2 separate regions of the Mus musculus genome follow, and region 1 is linked to region 2. A link is a loop called in an ENCODE intact Hi-C map of the cell type or tissue named here. Cell type or tissue: heart. All regions are shown on one strand. Each heading gives the region's core, and the rest is flanking DNA. Links, peaks and the distances in the headings are about the cores only.

Region 1 (17,100 bases), core at 6,006-8,505, 330 kb after region 2:
TTTTAAATGATGCAGGATGCACATAAATGACAAGTGGGCACACTGATGCACACCTGCAATCCCAGCACTTGGGCAAGGAGAACCAGGAGTTCACGGACAGCCTTGGTTATATAGTGGGCTATTTTTAGTTTCTTTGAGCCATTCATTGCTCATCTGTGTCAGATTTAACATCCTTTTGATTACTGAAACCTTTAAAATGTATTCTTAGCACACTGAAAAAAGCTAAGCATGTCATCAGGTAGCTGCTGAGACCTATAGAGTTTTCTTTGCTTTGTTGTAACCACCTACCACAGCCCTCGTCAGTCTATTTGGTGAACATACTGATCTCTTTGTTCTGTAACTAATAAAAATCTCATGTAATCACTTCCACAGTGGAGCACGGCAACCTGAATCCATACCCGGGCTATGGCCTCTCAGATTCAGCTCTGAAATGAATTCTTTTGTATTCTCTTTGAGGTAAAAGCTGTGTGCCTGCATGGACAATTGCATAGAGATAATGAATATATTAATGTATGTATAAATTTGGGGGATGCACAGTTTCATTTTTTTTTTTGTTGTGGGCATTTGCTTTTTTATTAGTTTTTAAATTAGCATGTGAAGTAATGAGTTTTATTATGGCATCCTTATAACTATTTTGTTGATTTTCTGCTCCCATCCCCCTCTGCACCCACAATCCTCACAGGCTGGTCTCTCCTCCCTTGCTCCATTAATTCCCCTTTCTTCCTGTTCTTCTTTCTCTTCTTCTTCCTCTCCCTCTCCCTCTTCCTCCTCCTCTTCTCCTTCTTTTTCCTTCTCCTTCTCCTTCTCTTCCTTCCTTCCTTTTTTTTTTTTTTTTTTTTTTTTTTTTTTGAGAATGGGTCTTAAATAGATGCTGGCATCCTTATGTATCCAAGGCAATCACCGCACTCCTGATTCACTTGCTTCTACTTTCCAGATGCTGGGATTGCAGGACTGGGACACTATATTGACCTTCTAAGAATTTTAAATTATATTAATTAATTAATTTGTGTGTGTGCCATCAACATGGCCCACATGTAGAGGTCAGAGGATAAATTGCAGGTTCTGGGGACCAATCTTAGGTCATCAGCCTTTGTAGTAAGCGCCTTTATCTGCTGAGTCATCTTGTTGGCCCTATGAAATGTTTTTAATTTCATACAAACATCACTTTTAGGTTTCAAACCATCTTTCTTGTCCTTTAATCTTAGTCACTGCTCTGATGCTGTGAAGAGACACTATGACCAAGGCAACTCTTATAAAAGAAGGAATTCAATTTGCTTACAGTTTCAGAGGTTAATCTGTTATCATAATGGTGGGGAGCATGTCAGCAGGCAGTTATGGAGAAGTTGAAAATCACATCCTGACCTATGGTGGGGGACAATTCTGTTGGTATGTGCTTTTAAAGCCTCAGAGCCCACCCACAATGACACACTTCCTCCAATAATGTCACAGCTCTTAATCCTTCTAATCCTTTCAAATAGGGGCACTCCCTGGTGACCAACCATTCAGATATGAGTCTATGGGGGTCTTTCTTATGAGAACCACCACAGACACTATGGGAAACCTCAGAATGGCACTATAACACTCAGCCTTTAAGGGATGAGCCATCTCTCCAGTCTCATAACTCTCTGTTTATTTGTGATTATTAAATCGGCTCTAATCCTGATAAAAACTCTAACCTCATATTTGCAGTGTCTCTTTCTCCTCCTTGGCTTAATGGATTTTGCAAGCAGCAGGAAAATTCTGATTTAACTTTTTCTTCTCCATCATTGAGGCCAGAGAAGACCTAGGGGAAAGGGGGAAACGGCATGATATCCACTTATGTGTGGAGAAGTAGATGTATGTGTGTGATATAGTGAGACTTCTCTGTCTCTGAAACTCACCAAATCTAGGTGCATGGCTGATGAGTAGCAGGTACTGTATTAGCTTTTCTGTGGTTGTGTGTATGACAGTACTTTAGGGGGTCATGGAAAATGTCTGCTTGCCCTAAGCAAATCCACCATAGCATACCCTCCCCTAGACCTCTCCCATTGACAGTCAAAATCTCCTATCACAGACACTCTTGAAGAAGCCATTCATTTCCACCTATGCTTGAATGGAAGAACTCTGACCATAATACTTACCCTGAACAAGAGTGGATCTCTAGAAAAGAGCCACAGTTACCAGAGTAACCAAACAAGCCCTGGCTTCTGCTTCAACTGACTTTCTATCATCTGTACAGTGGTTCCTGTAAAAACAACATTCCTGCAAATTGAATACATGGCATCCCATGGAAACTAATCCTGAGAGACAGCCATTCCTTACCCCAGAGATAGCCTGAGTGTCTCTGCTTGTCCACAGATCCTTGTACAATGAATAAGCCAAAGTAGCCAGGCTAAAGTGACACAGCTAGCAAGAACACAGATCAGAGATTAAATACAGATAAAATTGACAAGCTGTATGTTTTAAAAAGAAATAAGCCAGCTACAGAGTTGAGCAATAGAATAAATTGAACACAGAGACTTGGTTGTTAAGAAATAGTTTAGGCAAGGATATAGTATCCTCAACTGACCTACACTGCTGCTCTCCGTTAATGTGAGATAACCATTCAAATCTGTGATGTTTGACCTTTAATTTTGTTTGTGGTTATATTTATTGGGGAACATAATTTTCATGGTTAACCTCCCTACTTTAGTGACAAGTCCCATGATTTTTGACAAATTTTCATGGTTGTAGAATAAAGACTAGGACCAAACACAGTGTTTTCAACCTAACCCTTCTAAAAGTCCTGCATGTCCCTACTGTCATTAGCCCAATCCTACAGCAGGTATTGATTTCTGCTCCTTTTCCATTAAACCTTATAGATAGAGGACTATTGTTTATACACCTTGGATTCTGGGTTCTTTGTTTTATTGTCTTAGTTAAGTATAACTGTCAACTTGACACAGCTTAGAGCCACCTGAGAAGTGAGTCTCTAGTGATGGGTTGTCCAGAGCAGATTGATCGTTGTCATGATTTTGGGGATTGTCTTGATTGTTCACTGAGGTAGGAGGTCCAATGCATTGCGGATAGTATCATTTCCTAGGTAGGTGGTTCTGTGCTGGGTAAGGAAGCTGAGTGAGCACGAGCAACATTCCACCATGACCCCTGGTTCAAGTTTCTACTTGAGTTCCTATCTTGACTTCCCTTACTGATGAGCTGTAACTTGTAAGTGTAAGCTAAATAAATCCGTTCTTTCCTCTCTTTGAGGCAGGCTCTCATTGTGTTGCTCTGGATGGCCCGAAACTCGCTCTGTAGACCAAGATGGCCTCAAGCTCATACATATCTGCCTGCCTCTGGTTCCAGAGTGCTGGAATTAAAGCTGTGTGTCATCATGACTTGTTTTGTTTTGTTTCCAAATAAGCTTATTGGAGTAAGGCAGCCTGAGGGTAAAGGTGTTTGATGCTCGATGACTCAAGTTCCATCCTGGAAACTACATAGCAGTGCCAAAAGAGAACTGACTCCACTGAGTCGTCCTCTGACCTCCACCCAAGTGCACACATCCTTCCCCTCTCTCTTTCACACACACAAAAGAACATTAAAATGGCAATGAATCATGCTTGAGGGTCTCGGGGCGGGGGGGGGGGGGAGGCCATTCTCCTATCCCATCTGAAAGGGACCATTTTCTAGGACGGTCACAAGAAATTCCACTGTCAGCGAGTGTGTCAGATCATAACACTCTTGTTCAACCCTTGTGACCTCACAGCTTTATCTTTTCAGATGAACTGGGCTCTATCCAAGGCACAGCTAGAGCCACCCTATGATCTCATTGTGGAAAAGGGGAGGCAGGAAAGGGGAGGAGGCTCTCTCAGAAATGAAGTTTGAGCGATGAGAAAAGCTTCTGTTTGACTCCTGAGACACAGAAGCACCACCTTCCAGTGGGAAGTCTCCATCCATGCCCTTGGAATGGGCATCAATTCCTTCCCTCTGCTCCTTTCTTTCTGTCAACCCCCATGCTTAAATCCATGCTAAACCTTTCCTTTTTACTAATAAATTCCAACTCTGCCTCAAACTGGTTTGCCCTAAGTTCTGTTCTCTGTTGAAATCATGGCTCTTTGTAACTTTACTCCAGTGCAGGTCCCCAAAGGATAAGGGAACTCCTTAGGCTGCTGGAGGCAGAGTCGACAGGGTATCCTGTTGCATCATCACTGGCATAGACATATTCTAAAACATTTATTTCAAGAATTTCTTAGTCCAGATGTGGTGGCACAGGCCTTTGATCTAAGCACTTGGAAACCAGAGGCAGGCAGGTCTCCATGAGTTTGAAACCAGCCTGGTCTACATGGAAAGTTCTAGGCCAATCAGGACTAGTGTGACTCTATCTAAAAATAAATAAATAAATAAATAAATAAATAAATAAATAAATACACACACACACATATATACACATACATATATAAATATATACACACATACATACATAAATATACACATACATGTCTGTGTGTGTACTATGTCAAGGAACACAGATTTAGGTTGAAACAAACAAACAAACAAACAAGCAAGCAAACAAATTTCTGGGACAGGCAGGTATGGTGGTCCATGTCTAGTTCTTAGGGTGCTGAGACAGGAGAATTGCTGTGACTTTGTGGCCAAACTTGGTTACATAATAAATTTCATCCCTGCAGATTTTATTATATCATGTGTTTTACCACTGACGTACATATCCAGGCCCTGTTCAGCTCTTAATATTTTAAAAATAGTTCTGTATTGGGCTATTCATCTACCAACTTTAAATTCACAACCAATCAAATCAATATAAATATTTTGCATTTTGATGGGTAGTTCACCAAATACAAAATAATAGCAGGACGGTGCTTTTTCTCTTAATGAAGTCACACATCTGTCTCGATTGCACTGCATTGAGGGGATGAAGGCTCAGCATCAGTTTTATTTTTATTTTTCATCTTTAGAGAGATAAGCACCGAGAAAACCTGATTACATAAATATGTAGATATAAGAAGTAGAAGGAGTTTTGTTACAGTTCTGCCAATCAATTCTTGGAACGATGAGTTATTTTCTAAAAAAAAAAAATCATAGAGTCATCTTTGTTGAAAATTGCTTTTAATGAGTTATCAGCTTGCTACTCAGTAAAGTCTTTCAATTCTGTTGCCCAAATCATTGGAAGTCATCTGACTTGCAAAGAGGCTCCTCTTCTGAAAGGCATTCATTTAGCCCGTCACTAGGAAGCCTATTAAAAAGTATTATAAAGGTGGCCTGTTATCTCAGTAGCAAAGATCCTTAGGAAGAATAATCAGGAAGTCCGTGATGCAGGTTAGTGGGGAGGGTCCTTGCCTAATATGCTTGAGGCCCTGGGTTTCATCCCCAGCACCTCATAAACCACATATAATCCCAGCATTGGCGTGGGGGCATGAAGGCATGATGACCTGAAGTCCAAGGTTATCTTCAACTTCACAGCAAATCTGAGGCCAGTCTGAGCTAAAGGAGACCCTGCCTTGAAAAAACAAAACAAAACAAAACAAACAAACAAAACTACTAACTTGTCAAGTTAAAAGGATTGGAAATTAGTCATTTCAACTCCTCCCCCAAACCCACCCACCCTACCCCAAAATAAAAACAATTTAACTTGATTTCTTTTTATCCTTTTCCCTTCCCTTCCCTTCCCTTCCCTTCCCTTCCCTTCCCTTCCCTTCCCTTCCCTTCCCTTCCCTTCCCTTCCCTTCCCTTCTCCCATCTCCTTTTTTTTTTTTTTTTTTTTTTTTTTTGGAGACATGGTTTCACAATGTAGCCCTGGCTAGCCTGGAACTTTCTACGTAGCCAAGGTTGGCCTTGAACTCACAGAGATCCTACTGCTTCTATTTGGAGTACTGGGATTAAAGGGACACACCAGCACTCTAAACCTGAAGAAAATTGTGATTATCTAAATTTGTGTCTAATAGGCCCTTGAAAATTAGTTGCGTATGGTAGTGTAGGACTGTAATGCCTGCGCTGAAGAGGCTGATGCAGGAGGATCCTGAGTTCAAGAATAGCCTTGGTAAACTGGGCGTGGTGGCGCACGCCTTTAATCACAGTACTCAGGAGGCAGAGGCAGGCGGATTTCTGAGTTCTAGGCCAGCCTGGTCTACGAAGTGAGTTCCAGGACAACCAGGGCTATACAGAGAAACCCTGTCTGGAAAAACCAAAAAAAAAAAAAAAAAGAATAGCCTTGGCAAATCAGTTATAGCACTATTTGTAACACTCATTTAACTTTTTTTTTCTATGTATAGCTTTTTGGTTGGGGTGCTATGCTTAACTTTTTGAAGTATTTTGTAATAAAATATAGACATGATATTGTCATTGCACAATACTTTCAGTACACAGGGAGCAAGAGATAGTTTATTCTTTTTTGTTTGTTTTTGTTTTTTCGAGACAGAGTTTCTCTGTGTAGCCCTGGCTGTACTGGAACTCACTCTGTAGACCAGGCTGGCCTCGAACTCAGAAATCTGCCTGCCTCTGCCTCCTAAGTGCTGGTATTAAAGGCGTGCACCAACACACCCGGCAATAGTTTATTCTTGAGTTAGATATGTCCAGGAACACAGGTTCAGTTTGACCTAGATAATATGTTCTTACATGGAAATGATTTCATGAAATATTTACAGTTACCGAACAACAGAAAGTCAAATCAAGGCACTTTTCAAATATGCTGGTGAGAAAAAAAGATGAAAAAGGGAAAAGAAAAAGGAAAATGTCGTTTATTGTTTTGAACACCAGGGAAGGGCAAACAGGGTCCCTGTATTTGGGGTTTCTCTTGAACTTTTAACAGAGAGTATCCTTGCTGTCTCCCTGTATCCTGCTGTGAGGCCCCAGCTCTGAAGACAGGGGATGGGGGTGGGGTGGGGGCGGGGTGGGATCGAAGCTGAAAGCCTGTAGATGAAAGGAAGCGCGGGAAGCCGGGGCAGATGACACGTGACCTTCTTTACTCTGGTGGAGGCAATGGCCTCTGGTCTCAGGGGCATATTTATACAAAAATCACACAAAGGTGGCACTCTGCCAGGGATGACTCATAGTTACATAACAGGCTACATCGTTGGTGATATGTGCTGCTGGCTGACTCATCTTCCCGGATATCCTGTGTGAGCCATATTTAGCACATTATGGATTTCTACATTGGTGCTTTGCTGTTTAAACCTTTTCGTGGCCCGTATGGCCTTCAGTTCTCTTTACCTGCCTTTCATTTTTTTCTTTCTTATAATTTTTTCTTCAGTATAGATTTGATGCCTTGTAGAATATCCCATCTTCTGGATATATTCAGTTGTTTCTATCTGATATATTTTGTTTGTCTATTTATTTATTATTATTAGTCCCTCTCTCTGTGTGTTACGTCCATATCTGTGCATACACGTTTGCCCGTGTTTGGACATGGTTGTGTGGAGGTGAGTGTGCAAAGACAGCCTGGGATAAATGAGAACCTTCCCTAAAAAAAAAGAGAGACAGAAAGAGAGAGGGAGAAGGAGGGAGGGAGGGAGGGAGGGAGAGAGAGAGAGAGAGAGAGAGAGAGAGAGAGAGAGAGAGAGAGAGAGAGAGAGAGAGAGAAAGAAAGAAGAAAGAAAGGAGAAAGAAAGAAAGAAAGAAAGAAAGAAAAAGAAGAAAGAAAGAAAGAAAAAGAAAAAAAGAAAGAAAGAAAGAAACAAATCAACAACATCCAGGTTTGGGCAAAGACTAAATTTAAATATGTATTTAATAAAATATAAAAAACATGGCTCACTTTCTATGGAATATTTCCCAGGACCAGCAGCCATCTCTTGCATTTTATTTATTTATTTATTTATTTATTTATTTTTTGAGACAGGGTTTCTCTATAGCCCTGGCTGTCCTGGAACTCACTTTGTAGACCAGGCTGGCCTCGAACTCAGAAATCTGCCTGCCTCTACCTCCCGAGTGCTGGGATTAAAGGCGTGTACCACCACGCCCGGTCTCTCTTGAATTTTCTAGGTGGGAGATGCGTACCCTAAAATTGCACTGTGCTCTGGCAATGGGTAACTAAAAGTTCAGTCTCAGAAGACTGCCTCCCACCCCCCAGTGCCCAAACCCCGGAGCTTCTAGAGACCAGCTGGTTGTAAATTGAGGCTGTTTACACAACTCCTTTCATAGGTTCAATAATTTATTACAAAGGTCTGCAGAACCCAAGGAAAAAGTGACATTTGCTGGCTTCTTACAAAGGACTACAAGAACTCATGCCTATTAAACCAACAATACTGTTATTCCTAGCATCATAGTCTAGAATATATCTCGTTTCAGAGGAAACCAATATGGTCAAAATATCCTGCTTTAATACCATGTTTTCCCCACGACAGCAGTATAAATCCAACAGGGACATGACTCCATATGTAGGCTTTATTGGCTGCTAACATGTCTCCATTTAAGGCGGCTTTACAAACTGCGTCCCTGTGAGATGCTCTGAAGGTTTTTGCACCACAGGTTATTGTACCACTCTGAGACTTGGAAAATCTTTCCTTTGTAACACAGGAGAACTGTGAAAGGGATGTGTCTGCTTTGGCCTGTGCTTGCTTTCTCAAGGTGTGTGACAGGCTTTCCCCATAGAGGGGTAGGGGGGGAGCCAATTCAGCCTAATTAAAAGTAGAAAAGGCAAGTTTATTTGGGAAATGGGCTCTTGGGTGAGTTCACCAGTCTCAGGGGGAAATACTGGAAAAAGTCGCAGGCAGACGATATCGTGGAAGTTTTTTATAGACTGCAGGTGAAAGAAAAGGATGCATTTGCCACAGAATGTGTGTGTGTGTGTGTGTGTGTGTGTGTGTGTGTGTGTGTGTGTGTGTGTGTGTGTGTTGGGGAGCCTTGGGTGGCTGGTGACTTCATGAGGTTGGGACAGTTGTCAGGAATGTCAGGAATGCAGGACTGGGCTTTTGGTGCCTTTTCTGTTTGTAGGCTTTCTAGGGGAAGGGGGAAGGGAATTTGCTGGACCATGTAGGTGAGGGACACAGCCAGGATCTCCAATTAGTGTACACCAGCTTTAAGAAACTGGCTTGTGTAAGGTAAGGATCCAGCTGATTTCTTAGAAACTTGATGCACACACACACACACACACACACACGCGCGCTCACACACACACACACACACACACACACACACACACACACCACCTTCCTCTGCTTGATCCTGAGCCTCCATATCCTGCACATGAAGACTTTAGACAAGTGCTACCACACCTGGTTCTATGCTGTGCTTGGGTTTGAACCTAGGGCTATCTGCATGCTAAGCAGATAGTCTACCAGTTCAGCTGTATCCTCAGCCCTTGCCATGTATTTATTTGTTTGAATCAAATATCACTATGTAGCTCAATTGGTTTTAAACTCAAAAGCCCTTCTGCTTCGGTCTCCTAAGTACTAAGACTATGGGCATGTGGTACCATGCCCGGTTCTACTTATCTTTAAATTTTCTTTAAAAACATTTGCTTGTTTGATTTGTTAAGAGTGTGCATGTATGTGTGTGCCACGTGTGGAGATCAGAGGACAGTTTGCAGAAGTTTGTTCTGTCCTTCCATCATATGGATCCCAGAAAAGTCAACTTGTTGGGCTTGCCTACAAGCATCCGTAAAGACTGAGCCGTCGTCTCACCAGCCCTCAGCTTGTCTTTTTTTTTTTTTTTAACTTTAATTAAAAAAAAAAAATTGTGTGTATTGGTGTTTTGCCTGAATATGTATGTCTGCATAAGGGTGTTGGGTACCCAGGAACTGGAGTCATATACAGTTGTGAGCTGCTATGTGGGTGTTGGGAATTGAACCCAGGTCCTTTGGAAGAGTAGACTGTGCTCTTAACTGCTGAGCCATATCTCCAGTCCTGCTACTCTTACCTGCCCCCCTCAGAAATCTGCCAGCCTCTGCCTCCTTGGTGCTGGGATTAAAGATGTGCACCATTCATAGTTCTTCTATCTCTCAAATAATAAGTTCCCTGTAAGTTATAAAATTTGACTTCTAACTCATCTATTTAGAGTAAGACCAACAAAGCCATCCTAGTGGATAAGACTAAGTTGTTGCAGGGCAAATCTCACTTGTCTGCTCACTAGCAGCATGTATGCAGGCAAATGACTTAAAATCTATGAATCCCAGCGTAATCAGCAACAGAATGTCTATCACTTGTGCATTTTGAAGGCTGAATGAAGTATTTTAAATGCAAAGTGCTTTTAGTAGAGCACTCAGTAAATAGAAGCACTCAACAGATTACCCTTGGCCGCAGTGTTTCCTTAGAGATCTTACCCAGTCACTACCTAGTCCCCATACTCAGACAGTGAACAAGTTCTGTGGTGGTTTGAATGAGAATGGGCCTCATGGGCTCCTAAATTTAAATACTTGGTCCCCAGTGTTGTGTTTTATAAAAAGGTAAGAGAAAACAGGGATGTTTAGTGGAAGCCAAGTGTGGTATGGGGGAAAGGGGGTGCCTCTGTGGGCCCATGCCGAAGCATTCCTTCCTCCTGGGGAATCAGCCGCACAATGGTATAGTGTAGAATAGAATTTATTTAGAATATGGGGAGGTGAGTAGAGGGGGTAGTAGAGACAGAGAAAGGGAGAGAGAGAGAGAGAGAGAGAGAGAGAGAGAGAGAGAGAGAGAGAGAGAGAGAGAGAGGCTAGCCATGAGCATGTGGAGAGAGGGGGGAGGGGGGGAGGAATAGGGGGAGAGAGAGAGAGAGAGAGAGTAAGGAGCAAGAGGACAAAGCAAGAAAACAAGAGAGAATAGGGCAAGCAGCCTCTTTTATAGTGAGTCAGGCACACCTGACTGATGCTAGGTAACTGTGGGGCAGAGCCTAGACTAAATGCAGACGCCCAGTAGCTGGAACTGTTTGGAAAGGATTAGGAGGTGTGGCCTTGTTGGAGGAGGTGTGTCAGTGGCCGTGACAATGTTTCCAAAGCTCACACTATTTTCAGTGTCTCTTGATCTGCTTTGCCATAGTGCCTCAAGATATAAGCTCTCAGCTCCACTCCAGTGCCAAGCCTGCCTACTCTCAACCATGCTCTCTACTTTGATGGTTATGGATTCTAACTCTTCTGAAACTGTAAGCCTCATGAAAACTCTTTCTTCTTTTAAGTTGCCTTGGTCATGGAGCCTTATCTCAATAACAGAATAATTTTTAAAAAAGTCCCTAAGACAGGTCATTCCATAGAATTCTTTTCTTTTCCCCCTTTACTCTGATTCTGTCATCAGGTAGCTTTGCTAAATGAACTTGAGCATCGTAAGTGAAATTCAGTGTGTGTTTACTAAAGAAGTGTACAGTAGCAAGCTTTAACAGAGTTGTAACTCCCTTCTGACTAGGGTGTGTTTCACTCATCGTGAGAGTGATGAGTTCCATGGTTCTGGAACTCAGTTCTCATGGTTCCTGCTCATGGGCTCATTCCACTGCACCTTGACACCTCTCAGAATGGAGCATCAAGACAAACCACTTGGGATTTACCACAACCACAGTGTATTTAAAGGATGCCTCTGTCAGAGAGAAGAGGTCGGGGATCAGGAGGAGTAGAAGGAGGGAAAACTACAGTTGGGGTCATTGAATGAGAGAATAATAATGATTACAATACTACTACTAATAATAATAATTACAATAATAAATGCCTCTGCAGCTGGCCTCCTGGATGTCTCTATGCTGCTGGCCTCCTGTGAGCCCAGACTGAGTTTCAGCATCAGCATCAACATTGTGAGTACTGCCATCAGGGAGAGTGGGGCTGGGTCTCACATTTGTAAACAGAGCACTAAACTCAAGTGGGAGAGCATCTACAGGTCCCAGGCCAGCCTGGGATGCTAAGTCCGAGAATCTGTCTCAAGAAACCCAAAAATCCACCAATCCAAAACAGTTGGGGAGGTAGGTGGGACACATATTTGTAATCCCAGCACTTAGGAAGATGAGACAGGAGGATCACCATGAATTAAAGTACAGCCTGGGCTAAAGAGTGAAAGTTATCTCAAGATAAAACCAAACAAAAGGAAAACCCAGGCAAACCAAGGAAGCAGGTTGGTGAGGAGAGGCTGAGGCTACAGCTCAGCAGAAGAGCACTAGCCTACCATGGACAAGCCTCCTCATTTGATTTCTGCCACTAGAAAAAAGGGTTTGTGTGTATGTGTAGCAAAGATATATTCATATGACATTCATAGCACAAAACAAATGTATAGAATAATTAAAATAGCAATATATAACTATAGCCTATATAGCTATAGCCAATTTTTGACAACAGTATTAAAAACATACATTGGGGAATAAAAGTCCCTTCAACAGTGGTGCTGAGAAACTAAAAACAAAAGCAAAAAAAACCAACAAAACACTATTCACACACCAAAGAATGAAAGTAGATCCATATCTCTTACCTTGAACAAAAATAAATTCAGAATGAATAAAAAATTTTAATAAACATTTGAGACATTGAAACTGGTAGACTAAAGGGAAAACCTTCAAGACACAACTGTAGGTATGAACTTTCTGAAAAGGACTCTAGTAGCACATGAACTAACCCCAAAGAATTGGTGGTGGGATTACATTAAAGAGCTACTGTACAGCACAGGAAACCATTAACAGAGTGAAGAGACCCTGTACAGAAGAAGAGGAGAGAAAATCTTTGCAAGCTGTACTTCAAAGAAAAAAATAATATATAGACTATATAAAGAACAGATCTAGGATATATAAAGAACTGTGAAGAGCAGGGCGTGGTGGCGCACTCCTTTAGTCCCAGCACTTGGGAGGCAGAGGCAGGCGGATTTCTGAGTTGGAGGCCAGCCTGGTCTACAAAGTGAGTTCCAGGACAGCCAGGGCTACACAGAGAAACCCTGTCTTGAACCCCACCCCCCACCCCCCAAAAAAAGAGAAAGAACTCTGAAAATCAAGCACAAAACAGACATCTTCAATTAGCAAATGGGTTCATGAATTGAACAGTTCTCAAAAGAAGAAAGACAACCCAGGTGCAGTGGCACACTCCTGTAATCCCATAACTCAGAAGGTGGAAGCAGGAGGAACAGAAATTAACCTGTTTCAAGCCTGGTGGTGATGACGCACACCTTTAGTGTAAGCACCCAGGAGGCAGAGGCAGGCAGAGGTCAGCAGATCTCTGTGAGTTCAAGGCCAGCCAGATAGTTCCAGGACAGCCAGAGCTGCACAAAGAAACTGTCTCAGAAAAAAAAAAAAATTCCAAGGAGGAAACATAAATAAATGATTAATAAATATTTTGAATAGTCTTAAATATCCATAGATATCAAGAAAATAAAAGTTAAAGGTACTTTGAGATTTCATTCCAACAGAGGACAACACATACTTGATAGTCCATAGAGAAAGGACAGTAGTTATGCTGTGGAAATATACGTTGGTATAGACTCTGTGGAAATCAGTGTGGTTTCTTAAAACACTGAGAACAGACCTCCATACAAGCCAGGTATACCATTCTTGGGTATATATACTCTGGGGACTCTAAGTCAACATACCACAGACTTAGTTAATTACACACCCATATTTACTGAGCCACTGTTGATGCTATCCCGGAAACAGTTCAGATCTAGGTGTTCATCGCAGAGGAGTGGATGAGGAGATGTGACACATGAATAAACATGACACTTTATCCAGCAATGAAGAAAAATGAAATAATGATATTGGCAGGAAAATGAATGGAATTGATTTAATTTTTATGTATATATTGGAGGGGGGTGAGCATAGGTCATGAGACTAGGAAGGGGTCCATGACAGGGACAAAAGAAATCTTAAGGGAAGGGGAGAACAAAGGAACAATGGAACCCGTCTAACATGAAAGCAGGACACAGGTTACTAAGTGAGGTGTGGGAACCAGTATGTGGATACAGGGAGATGGGAAGGTTGGGAAGAAACAAAAAAGGCGTGTCTGAAAAAAACCTAGCCCCTGGCATAGTGGCACATGCCTTTAATCCCAGGACACAGGGAGCAGAGGCTGTTGATCTCTGTGAGTTCAAGGCCAACCCTGTCTACATAGTGACTTATAAGACAACCAAAGCTATATAGTTTTGTTTGTTTGTTTGTTTGTTTTGTTTTGTTGTTTGTTTTTAAAGCACAGAAACCTATCACTTACTATGCTACTTAAAATAAAGTTGATAATTTTCAAAAGAGGGGGGATGTGGGTGATATGAGTATGTCTGTCACTCAGTGGTGGAGTCACTTGGGTTTGATTCCCTACCAGCTGAAGCAGGAATAGCAGTGTGACATACATTCATGTGGTGTTGAAGACAGAGGCTGACCTCTCTGAGATGGCCGGAGAACCCACCAAGGATGAGGCAGAGTGTGTACTCAGCATCAGGTAGAATCGTGAACCCAGAAGGATGGAGAATCCAACCAGGTTATGGCCAGTGGTCTAGACAGCAAGTTCTGTGGTGACCTGGAGATATGAACAAGGAGTAAAGCCCATGGCAGGCGCTGGCATGTCAGGATGGTTCTAGTTTCATTTCTATAGCTGTGATATTTTAATATCCTGACAAAAGGCAGCATAAGGAAAGAAAGAGTTTATTTAGCTTACTCTTCCAGGACATAGTCCATCACTGCTGGCAAGTCAAGGCAGAAAATCATCACATCAGGCATTGGTTACTTGTCTTTTGCTCTGATTAAAAACAAACAAACAAACAAACAAACAAACCAAAAAAAAAAAAATCCATGACCATGGCAACTTATGGTAGAGAAGGTTTATTCAGCTTACGTTCTGGATGGGTGAAGTCCACTTGATGGAGAGCTCACATCCTTTTTCTTTTTCTTTTTTTCCAAGACAGGGTTTCAGCTGGGTGTGGTGGCACACACCTTTAGTCCCAGCACTCGGGAGGCAGAGGCAGGCGGATTTCTGAGTTCGAGGCCAGCTTGGTCTACAAAGTGAGTTCCAGGACAGCCAAGGCTACACAGAGAAACCCTGTCTCAAAAAAACAAAAACAAAAACAAACAAACAAACAAAAAAGAACTGGAGGATGGATGGGCTATGTAACCTCAAAGCCTGCACTGTAACGGGCATCTTCTGGCAAAGCTACATTACCTAAATTTCCCCCAGACAGCACCACCAGCTGGTAACCACATGTCCAAATACCGGAGAGGGCGGGAACATTTCTCATGCAAAGCACCACATAACACATCCACAGTCAAGAACAGGACAAAGATCATTTCTTGCTTGCTTAGTGCTCAGTTAGCTTCCTCTACTGGTATATAGCCTGAAGTCTGACTCAGAGAACTGTGTCACCTACATTTACACTGAGTCTTTCTATATCAATTAACAATCAGGAAACTCCACCAGAACTGCCTACTCTGCCCAGAGGACCTGGTTTCCATTCCTAGCACTCACATGGCAGCTCGCAACTCATCTGTAACTCCAGTTCCTCGGAATCTGATGCCTCTTTTGGCCTCCCCAGGCAATAGACATGAAAATGGTGTGGAGACACATGCAGGCAAAACATCCATACCACATAGAATAAATAATGAAAAGAAAAAGACAGTGTCCCACAGGCAAGCCACCCTGATCAAGATAACTCCTAAGACTTTCTGCAGATAATTCTAGGTTGTGTGAAATGAAGTCAAACTTAAGTAGAACAAAGGTCCTCGTGTCTGAGACCAGAGAACCAAGAACAAAAGCTACACAGTGGGTGTGTCGAAAAACAAATGATTCTGTAGGTAGGCCCTTTCTGTTAATAAATAGGCTACATACCTAAAACTTAATGAGTAAAATAAAACAGCTTCAAAGACTCAAAGGGGCTATAAATTTTGTCTATAGAATACAGAACAGAATAATATCCTTCTTGCTCAAGGTTCCTCCTATTTGGCCTCATCTTCAAAACCATCGCCACAAATGTTTCTCTAAAATACAAACCCAGACAATTTTCCATTAAAAAGCTTTGGATGGTGTGAGACCTGAGCTCTACAGCCAGGGAGTGATAATTTCAGGGAGCTGGAAGCAGATGGAACATACTTTATTCACTCTGGCGAAGGCAGTCAAGCACCCCACTTCCAGGTTTCAGTAGTATAGTTACAAAGAATCAGACAAAAGTGGCATCTTGCCAGAGATGACTCATAGTTACATAACCAGGGATTACATCATTGTTTATTTGTATAAGCTGCTAACTCATGGTTCCCTGGATATCCGGTGTTCTTATCTTAGCTCATCGTGAGTATCAATGCTGGCACCACGGTGTCTAGATGCTAATTGGCCCTTAGGGCCTTTGTTCCACTCAGATGGCCTTTCTGTGCCTGTAGCAAAGTCAACTCACTGGAAAGATTCTAAACCCTCCACTGTCCAGCCCACTCTCGATAGGGATTACTGTCCACCCAAGCTCTTAAACACTGCTTACCAAAGTTTGCATTTCATGGGACAGTACTAGTAGTGTGCGAGTACTACATCTGTGGCTATAATTATTTGCCACAGAGTGAGTAGAGTATTAAGAACCAAACTTTATTTGGCTCACAGTTTTGTAGGCTAGGAAGTCGAGATCGGGTGGCCACAACTGGTGCATTTTATGACTGGAGACTCTGAAGAGATTCTGTACAAATGGTACAGGCCTTTATATCATCATATGTTGGGAAAGAGAGTAGCATTTGTGGTGGTTTGAAAAAGAATGACTAGGACAAAAGCTGGGAGTGACCACGGTGTTGTTAGAAAAGCGTGAAGACTTGGGACTTTCGATGAACAAAGCTTTTGAACGCTGTGTTCCGGGCTTAATGGGCCATCCTAGTAGTGGCTCGGAAGACAGTAGTGCTGAGGTCAGTATGAACTATGGAGGTCTAGCTCAAGACGTTTTATAGTGGCTGCTGAACTATAGTTATACCATCATGTGAAAATATTCCTAATTTCGAGACATGGTTTCTCTGTGTAGTCCTGGCTGCCCTAGAACTCACTTTGTAGACCAGGCTGGCCTCGAACTCAGAAATCCACCTGCCTCTGCCTCCCAAGTGCTGGGATTAAAGGCATGCACCACCACTGCCCGGCTCCTAAGAATACTTTAAGAACTAAAACTATCTTGGGCAAACTGGTTTTGGCTCACTTAGGCCAGCCATAAATTAACCATAAATTCCTAGAGTAAACTGGTCTCTGGACCAGTCATAAATTCTTATACAATATGTCCCTGACCTAAAGGTTATAAGAACTGCCTGACTACTTAACTGCTGTCT
Region 2 (2,500 bases), core at 1-2,500:
ATGTGTTGTTGAGATCTCTGAATAAAGAAGAAACAACAAACTGGGGATGAGATGGGATAAACTCAGAGGGTTGCATGACAGGCAGAACTGTGTCTAGAAGATAAATTCTGCCGCACTTGGACTCTACTTCCTATATAGTTTCCTGCTCACTTCCCTCTCCAGCAGCTATCCCATTGCTGGCAATAACGAGCTTTTAAAATGCCCTTGCAGCCTGGAGAGGTAGCTCAGCTGACAAAGTGCTTGGTACTAAAAGCCTGAGGACCTGAGTTTGGTCTGCAGAACTTTCATGTCAAAAGCCAGATATGGACTGGGCATGGTGGTGCATACCTTTAATCCCAACACTCAGAGACAGAAGCAGGAGAATTATATAAATTTGAGGGTGGTCTGGTCTACATAGCAAGATTCAGTCTCAAAGAATAAAACAAAACAAAATCTTAGACATGGTGGTATGTGCTTGGAATCCCAACTATCAGGAGATGGGGCCAGGTGGATCATGGGCTTGGCCAGTGAGAGGTCCTGCCTCAAAAAAGGAAAAACAAGATGGTAGATAGTCCCTGAAGATATTCGTGCTCTCTCTCTTCTTCTCTGTCTCTGTCTGTCTGCCTGTCTGTCTTTCTGTCTCTGTCTCTCTGTTTCACACACACATACACGCATCACACACACATACAAGTTGATTGCTTAGAAAGTATACACACACACACATTAAATAAGTTACTTAATATTTTGATCAAGCGTCCTACTTTGGTATTTTCTTGCAGTGGGTAACATATTACACTGTAATGTATGATTTTAGCTTGTTTGCAGGCCAAAGGTCAAACTTGGGTATATCTTTAGGAGCAGCCTACCTTGTGTTTTGAGTCAAGATTTCTCACTGAAATCTATGACTTGCTAAGTGAGCCCCAGGGACCCTCCTGTCTCTTCCTGCTTCAGACTAAAAGCACACACCAACACCACCACACATTTTTACATGAGTTCTGGGATCAAAACCTGGATTCTCGTAGGTGCCTGGCAAACACTTCACAGACTCAGGTTCCTGTGGAGTTTTGAGATGTGTTTCCTTTGACTTATTTGTTTGCTGTTTCTTTCAGTCAACTAGATGTGGCATTTCCAAAGCCTTTACACTATGAGATCTCTGAGGGGAAAACAAAAAACAAAAAAACAAAAACCCAAGTTGTGAATGGATACAGAAGTTCATGCTCATAAAGCCACCAGGTGTCACTGTTGCGTTCCCAATCAACCATGCCTCCGGTAGTCTTGATGAATGTCATTCTCAGCTCTGTGTGGAACACAGCCTGAGTGGCCAGCTTCAGCTTCAGCAACTGAGAGCACGGCCTGGCAGTGGCTCTCCAGTCACCACCCTCTCAGTCGCCTCCCTCATGCGTGTCATCCCTGAGCTCTCCTCTCCTCACCCAAGAAAGCAGAAAGCATTGCCCAGGGGTTTTCAGACCCTACCTCTCAGTCCCAGCTGCTGCATTCTAAGTTTTATCAAAACAGGTAAAATCCTTGCAAGCCAGTTGTAAACGGCAAACGTAAAAGACAAACGTGAGTGGCTGATATTTTGTAAAGGTCTTATTTTTATTATTATTTTTTTGATTCTGCATGCCTGTGCATGTGTGCACTCAGGTTCATGTGTGCACACGCATGTGCCTATGTGAGTGCAAGTGCCCTAGCAAGGCGGAGGCATCGGGTCTCCTGGAACTGGAGTTGCACGTGGTTGGAAGCCAGACGTAGGTGCTGGGAGTGAGCACTGCGAGAGCAGCACGTGCTTCTTCTCTCCAGCTCCATGTGTTGCCTTTGCATAGAGGAAGGCTTTCTCATTGGTCAGGATGCCATGGCCAGGAAGCTGGCAAGGGGGAGATGTCAGGGTCTGGTTATTTTCCTTTGCTTTGAATCCCATTGTTCCTACCTTCTCTTCCTGCACAGCCCACACCCAACTGTCAGTGAACCCCATCTGTCCAGTTCTGCTCTCCAGGCTCAGCAAGGCGCACATTACACGGTGGTATTTTTATTCGGCTTTAAATGAAATCATGACATTCGCAGGAAGACAGATGAAACTGGAAGTTACTGTGTCAGGCTAAACCAGCCTGCTGCAGACAGACCAATGCTGCTCACTTTCTCTTCTGCAAAGCCTAGACTTAAAGTGTGTGAGTGTGTGTGTGTGTGGGGGAGTGAGGTTGGGGGGACAGGACTAGAAGGGGAATCATGAAAAGAACAAAAGAGAGCTTAAGGAGGTTGTGGGGAGGAGAGTGTCTTAGGTTGCTTTCTATCGCTATGATAAAACACCATGACCAAAAGCAACTTAGAGAGGAAAGGGTTAATTTGGCTTCCTCTTTCACATCACAGTGTGCCATTGAAAGAACCTGGCAGTGGCTCTCCAATCCTGGAGGCTCTCCAGAACCTGGAGGCAGAGACTGAAGCAGAAGCAATGGAAGAATGAATCTGTATTGGCTTGTTCTTCATGGCTTGCTCAGTCACACTTCTTACACCATCAGGACTACCT

Evidence for each region. Hi-C counts contacts between places; a loop is a spot of excess contacts. Peaks named below come from ENCODE experiments on the same cell type or tissue, not always from the same donor. Only the 100,000 strongest peaks of a DNase experiment are listed, where the experiment ranks them.
Region 1: a loop joins it to region 2, with 2.3 times the contacts of the local background. A loop is called at or near these places in 2 of 42 quality-filtered maps.

Annotation. Positions count from the first base shown.
Region 1 is chr6:37,722,475-37,739,574 of GRCm38, reverse strand. It overlaps Gm38791 (a long non-coding RNA gene), which reads right to left. Exons shown (of 4, transcript XR_868982.1): 4 at 5,194-5,470. Among named protein-coding and RNA genes, the nearest start is that of Gm38791, 16 kb to the right of the region's middle. In heart, for the core only: no CTCF peak of the experiment used is centred there; a DNase peak (open chromatin) is centred at 6,994; H3K4me3 peaks cover 313 bases; H3K27ac peaks cover 1,323 bases.
Region 2 is chr6:38,065,211-38,067,710 of GRCm38, reverse strand. All of the region lies in intron 14 of Atp6v0a4 (ATPase, H+ transporting, lysosomal V0 subunit A4), which reads left to right. Among named protein-coding and RNA genes, the nearest start is that of Svopl, 19 kb to the right of the region's middle. In heart, for the core only: a CTCF peak has its summit at 1,199 (motif pointing right); a DNase peak (open chromatin) is centred at 1,310.